2 separate regions of the Homo sapiens genome follow, and region 1 is linked to region 2. The links are chromatin loops, found by intact Hi-C in ENCODE. Cell type or tissue: CD14-positive monocyte. All regions are shown on one strand. Links, peaks and the distances in the headings refer to the core of each region. The heading gives the core; the rest is flanking DNA. Region 1 overlaps LOC107984543 (a long non-coding RNA gene). Region 2 has its middle 91 kb from the start of LINC02399.

Region 1 (2,923 bases), core at 142-2,641, 67 kb before region 2:
TTCCTGCACACAAATCTTCATCTCAGCATCTCTTTCCCAGGGCAACTGACTTAAGACAGAACCTAAAGCAAGTGACCTGTAGTCTTGGGCTTAATTCTAGCACATCGAGATACATATATATTTACATGTCAACTATGTGTATATTACAAGGTCTTTATGCATGGGCTGAATTATGTAATTTTTTAAAAAGATAACTGTAGTTGCTAATAAGTGAGTAAAAGTAATAGTATATTCACTGTTAACAGTAACAGCCATTTTAACTTCTTTTACTTCTAGGCAAAACCCCCTGATCCCAGGTCTTGTTTTCATATTGCTTCCCTCTAGGGTGTGTTATAGGATACTTAATAGTTATGTTGATCATCATTGCAGCCTACCTCTTTTGAAGGCTTTGAAGGAAGTAACCTATGAACATAAATCTTTTTTTTTTTGTTATTTTGGCAGCAGGAAATATGATAGGTGAATTTACAACAAATATAGAGGATCAAAATATACTATTAGACACTTTTATATTAAAAGATGGAATTGCTCTCAAGACTTTCCCCATCTGGACTCTCAGAGGAGGATTTTAGCATAGAGATATTTGGATGTTTCTACCCTGAAAATATTGGCCTGATTTGGGTGACAGCAGCTTCCTAATAAGGAAGGCATTGAATAAGTAATAGCTACCTTGGAATACTATGATTCTAAGCTCTCTAGTCTTTTGAAAAAGAAAGGAATGTGATTCAGTAGAAACAGCACTGGATGGAAGCTGCCACTGATTTCTTTTATGACCCTGAGTAGGCAACTTAATTTTTTTGTGCTTTTTTTTCTTTGTCTGTGAAAAAGGTAACTGGGGCCGAACATGGTGGCTCACACCTGTAATCCTGGTACTTTGGGAGGCCAAAGAAGGAGGATCACTTGAGCCTAAGAGTTAAAGATCAGTCTGGGCAACATCGGGAGACTCTGTTTCTGAAAATAATTATAAAAATTAGACAAGCATGGTGGTACACACCTTGTGGTCCCAGTTACTTGGGAGGCTGAGGTGGGAGGATCACCTGAGCCTGGGAGGTCGAGGTTGCAGTGAGCCATGATCACACCACTGCACTCCAGCCTGGGTGACAGAGTGAGACCCTGTCTCAAAAAAAAAAAAAAACAAAAAAAAAACAAACAGATAACTGGGAGAAATCTTGAAAAAACCCTTTGTTTTTCCTAGTTCCATAATTATGTGTTCAGTTTATTTTCCAATCAACAAATTATTTCTTGGTTTTAGAGAGTTGTCTTTTGCATGCCACAAAGCATCAAATCATTACTTTTATTTTTTGTTTTCATTATTTAGTAACCTGAAATCATTGTTATGAAAAACATGCGCAATTTTCTTTAGTTTATTAGATTAAATATTGTGCCATAAATATTTTATGTAAAGAAAAATTCCAGGGGTTATTTAATATTTTGGTTTTAACCACTTACATGTAGATGAAGCTAGGTATAGAACATTCCTAGTTACAACAATAGCATATTTAAAAAAATGTGAGTTCTTGGGGGAATAATGAATGTTTTGTATGACTAGAGCTTAGGGAAGTTTTAGAAATCTGGCAAGAAATATGACTAGAATGTAGCCACAGGCCAGATTATGAAAGACAAAAAGACGTTTCCAGGGTGCCCATGTCACTTTCTCTGCTGTCAGTGGAAGAACACAGGGGAGGGAAGCAGTTAGTCAAGGGAGTAAAACTGGAAGTGAAGTAGAATAGATGAAGAAGGCAAAAGGAGGAAGTGAAATCAAACTACTTCCTTTTTCCTTCATCTTAAACTCCACTTGTATACAGAAACTGAAAAGAGGGACCTGAATTTCTTCCCTGATTGGAAGATAATATTTGTGTAATTTATTTAAAAATGCAGAAACTGATAACATTTATTTTTCAGGATTTTTAAAGTAAAAACGTTTATTTTATTGTTATTATTGTATATGCTTGGCCATGGCCAGGCTTTTAGAGCCTTCTATGAACTCTGTACATGAACAATCTGAACTCATTGTCCACCTTTCTTTTAATCTGAGCAGTCCCCTTAAATTTCAGGAATATTATTATTTTCAGAGTACAGCCTGTGTGCCACAATTTGCCATTTAATAACATTCCCTTGAATAGATGAATGACATTTTGTATTTGTTAAAGGACTTACTAAACACTTACTGGTTGCCTGAAATCACACCAAAATAAATGTAAATTTTGCTTTTAAATTCCATTGGCAAGAAAGAAGGCTAAAAATACTATATTTTCTGGAAAATACAAAGTGACGGGTCTTGTCTTAAATAAGTATTAATCATATTAGTATCAAATTGCTAAGCACATCTTTAGAGAAAAATTGTTTAGTGAGATAACTGATATTTGCCATGGTATAAATTTCCATTAGCGCTCAGCCCATCAGGTAATACATTTTCTCTTGCAGCTTTAGCTGAAAGTGTCTAATTGCGGGCAAATAATATTCTCAACATGGTAAGCTTCAGAAGAAATACAAAAAAACCCCAGCAGAAATGCAACTAAACTTTGGCTTTTCCAAGGAAGCTTTGGAAATAATTCTTCAAATATGTCAGCCTTAAATGTTTCTAATGGAAGTGTGGGTGGGAAAGAGGGGAAAAGATGCAAGAGAGTAAATGCTGGGTTACCTTTCAGAAAAAAGATAATCTATTATGAGGAGAACATTGACTTGAGCTTACAGCAAAACAATTTTGGTCCATTCTTTACATGTCTTTTACAAATATCTTATCCTCTTTGATCTTCATTTTTCTCCTCTGTAAATGTGAATAATGGTAACTGTGGAAGACAAAATAATACTCTCCTCACCAGAAGATGCCAATATTCTAATCGCTGGAACCAGTGAATATTACTTTACACAATAAAAGCACTTCTGTAGATGTGATTAAAAATATGCATCTTGAGATGGAAAGATT
Region 2 (2,923 bases), core at 208-2,707:
ATCCCAACCATATCAGGGACACATAGCTCTCAGAAATTTTCCTAAAAAAATGTTCTTTTCTCTTTTCTACAAGCTGCCTTCACACCCCACAGCTATTCTCACTCCTAGCTTCTCCCCTGAGCCATTTCCTCTGCCTCCAGCTTGGGCTGTTTTTACTTTCCTCTGCCCACCCTCTCCTGTGAAGTCTTTTTCTTCTTCCTACCACCTTGCAGGCATTGCTTCTTTCTGTTGGTTCTCTGACAATTCTCCATTACTGATGCCAAAGCATTGCTTTCTTTTAACATGTCTTCTCTTCTCAGAAGATAGAGGAGAGGAAGAAGCTGAACAAAGCCAGAATCTTGTTTTGCAGACTTGGCAAAACTCTTAAAGGAGTAGTTTTTCTGTCCTTAAGAGGTAAAAATCTTTCTTAAAGCCTACCAAATATGAGGTTCTGCACTTTATTCTGTTCACCTCTTGCCCATTTAATTCTTCAATTTGAGTTCTGTTGCCTATTCCTTTTTGTATGTCTGTTACTGCACATTTCATTGTAGCTGATTTCACTCAGAAAATAGCCTTCAACTATAGAAATGTAGGTCAGCATCATATATATTTAGGATGTCATTCATATGGAAGATAAAAGACAAGAATCCCTATTGCAAATTTCTTCTTTCCTTAATCCATTCTAGTACATTTCAGCATTGTAGGTTTTGGTACCTTGATTTTTCTTATCTCGTAGGAAAAAAAGTGGGTTCTTTCATATTAATATTCAGGACCATGTATACACGTGACACAATAAACCACCATTAAAGAGATTATTTACCCAAACATAATATTTTCTAAAATTGATCTAATAAGTAAATAGCTATGACCATCAGCATGTGTATTGTAGGAATGAATTTGATGAAGTATTCATAAATTACGGGTTGAGGGATGAATTTTTGAGTAGCTAAGGGGCTCTGCAACTATGCTGGTTGACTGCTTATACACACATATACACACATACAGTTTAATAATTACATGGGGTATAGAAAAAGAGTTGGACAAATAAGTCTCATCCAAGTCTTTTCCCACCAAATTTGTCTCCGAACTAGGAATGCTAAACAGCTCAAAACTAGTGGACGTGAGCTTTATCCAGTTCTCTGCTTCTTCCCACTCTAGTTGGAAGTGCTAATGAACTGACAGCTCGAACAAAAGCCAGCACACAGTAGTCAATCACATTTTTATTGCATAAAAAATGAACCCCCCCCAAATCAGAGCACAAAATGATACAAGATAGAAGGGACTTCAGTGTATCCTGTTCATTTCTATACTGCGTATCTGATCCCTGCATAATCACAGAGTGGCTAAAGATGATTCATCTGAAAGACCTATTTAAGGAAGGAAGTGAAAGTCATAGGCTAAAAAATGGCCCATAATCAGGTGCTGACAGTTGTGTGTTGAAAGGTTCTATGTAAAGCCAAACTTTCCAACCACAAAAAGGGACCTGTTTTGTTCAACATTCTGGAGCAAAGAAATTAAGGGGAAAGCCAAGCTAAGATGAAAGGCCTAGAAATAGTTTTAACTTTCATGCTTGACACAGGAAAATAAAAGAAACCTACTGAGTAGATTAAACAAATAAATGTCCAATCATGCATTTAATTTGAATTCCCATGAAAATCTGTCAAATTTGTAGAAAGACTCCTAAAGTTTATTTTTGATACTAGATAGGCCATCTCCTACGCCAAAAATGGAAACGCCTCATAAAATTGTATACAGGTGACTTGGCGATTCAGTGGCAGACTGTTCAGATTGTTTGTTATTGATGTCCCTTGCTGCTTGCTTGTAAATTCATGTACAGATTCATTCATTCATGCATTTATTCTTTTTTTTTTTTTAAATTCAACACATACTTAGTTACTTATTCATGCTGGGCATTGGGCTAGGCTTTGGAGACACAACAAATATCTCTTCCTCTGTTAAGAGACTTAGTCTAGGCTGGGTGCCGTGGCTCACGCCTGTAATCCCAGCACTTTGGGAGGCCGAGGCGGGTGGATCACCTGAGGTCAGGAGTTCAAGACAGACCAGGCTGGCCAACATGGTGAAACCCCGTCTCTACTAAAAATACAAAAATTAGCTGTGCGTGGTGGTGGGTGCCTGTAATCCTAGCTACTCAGGAGGCTGAAGCAGAAGAATTGCTTGAACCCAGGAGGAAGAGGTTGCAGTGAGCCGAGATCACACCATTGCATGCCAGCCTGGGTGACAAGAATGAAACTCTGTCTCAAAAAAAAGAAAAAAAAAAAAAAAAGAAAGAAAGAAAGAAAAGAAACTTAGTCTAGTTTGTCAGAGAAGAAAATGAACTTTTTTCTTTCTTTTTTTTACTGTACAGTACTGTAAGTGCCATGACAAAAATAAGCCCATTCAAAATGCCAATTCAGACTGGGAAATCAAAGAAGGCTTCTGGGAAGTATTAATTGCTGAGCTGAGATTTGAGAAAGAGTGGGTTTAGCCAGATGAAGGAGAGGCACTAGAACATGGTTGCTAAATGCGTGGATTCTACAGCCAGGCTCTCTGGGCTCAAGTCTTGTTTTTTCCAGTAACTATGCATGACCCCAGGCAAGGTTCCCAACCTCAATTTCTCAGTTCTTCAATTTCAACCTCAATTTCTCAATTCTTCAACCTCAGATTCCTCAATTTCTCTATGAGTGGGGGTAACAATAGTACCTACCACTTACCTATCCCAGGTTTGTAAGGATGAATAAATGCATTGATATTCCCAAAGTACTTGGAAGAGTGTGTCTCACTTAAGTGTTACATAAGTGTGTGATGAATAAATACAGGGGGAGGATGGCGAGTGTCTTGGGTGGCAGGTACGGCTGGTGCAATAGCTTGAAACGGCATGCATGCTGCATTTAGAAGACAGTAAAGAATAGAACGCAGGGTCCATGACTGAGGAGCATCAAAAGAT

The links. Hi-C counts contacts between places; a loop is a spot of excess contacts. Peaks named below come from ENCODE experiments on the same cell type or tissue, not always from the same donor. Only the 100,000 strongest peaks of a DNase experiment are listed, where the experiment ranks them.
Region 1: it touches region 2 in a loop (2.1-fold over the local background); 4 of 110 quality-filtered maps call a loop at or near these places.

Annotation. Positions count from the first base shown.
Region 1 is chr12:89,788,386-89,791,308 of GRCh38, forward strand. All of the region lies in intron 2 of LOC107984543 (a long non-coding RNA gene), which reads left to right. Among named protein-coding and RNA genes, the nearest start is that of ATP2B1-AS1, 81 kb to the left of the region's middle. In CD14-positive monocyte, for the core only: no CTCF peak of the experiment used is centred there; a DNase peak (open chromatin) is centred at 1,676; H3K4me3 peaks cover 755 bases; H3K27ac peaks cover 2,456 bases.
Region 2 is chr12:89,855,255-89,858,177 of GRCh38, forward strand. No RefSeq gene overlaps it. Among named protein-coding and RNA genes, the nearest start is that of LINC02399, 91 kb to the right of the region's middle. RefSeq lists an enhancer at 2,801-2,850. In CD14-positive monocyte, for the core only: no CTCF peak of the experiment used is centred there; DNase peaks (open chromatin) are centred at 1,337 and 2,567; H3K4me3 peaks cover 1,546 bases; H3K27ac peaks cover 1,945 bases.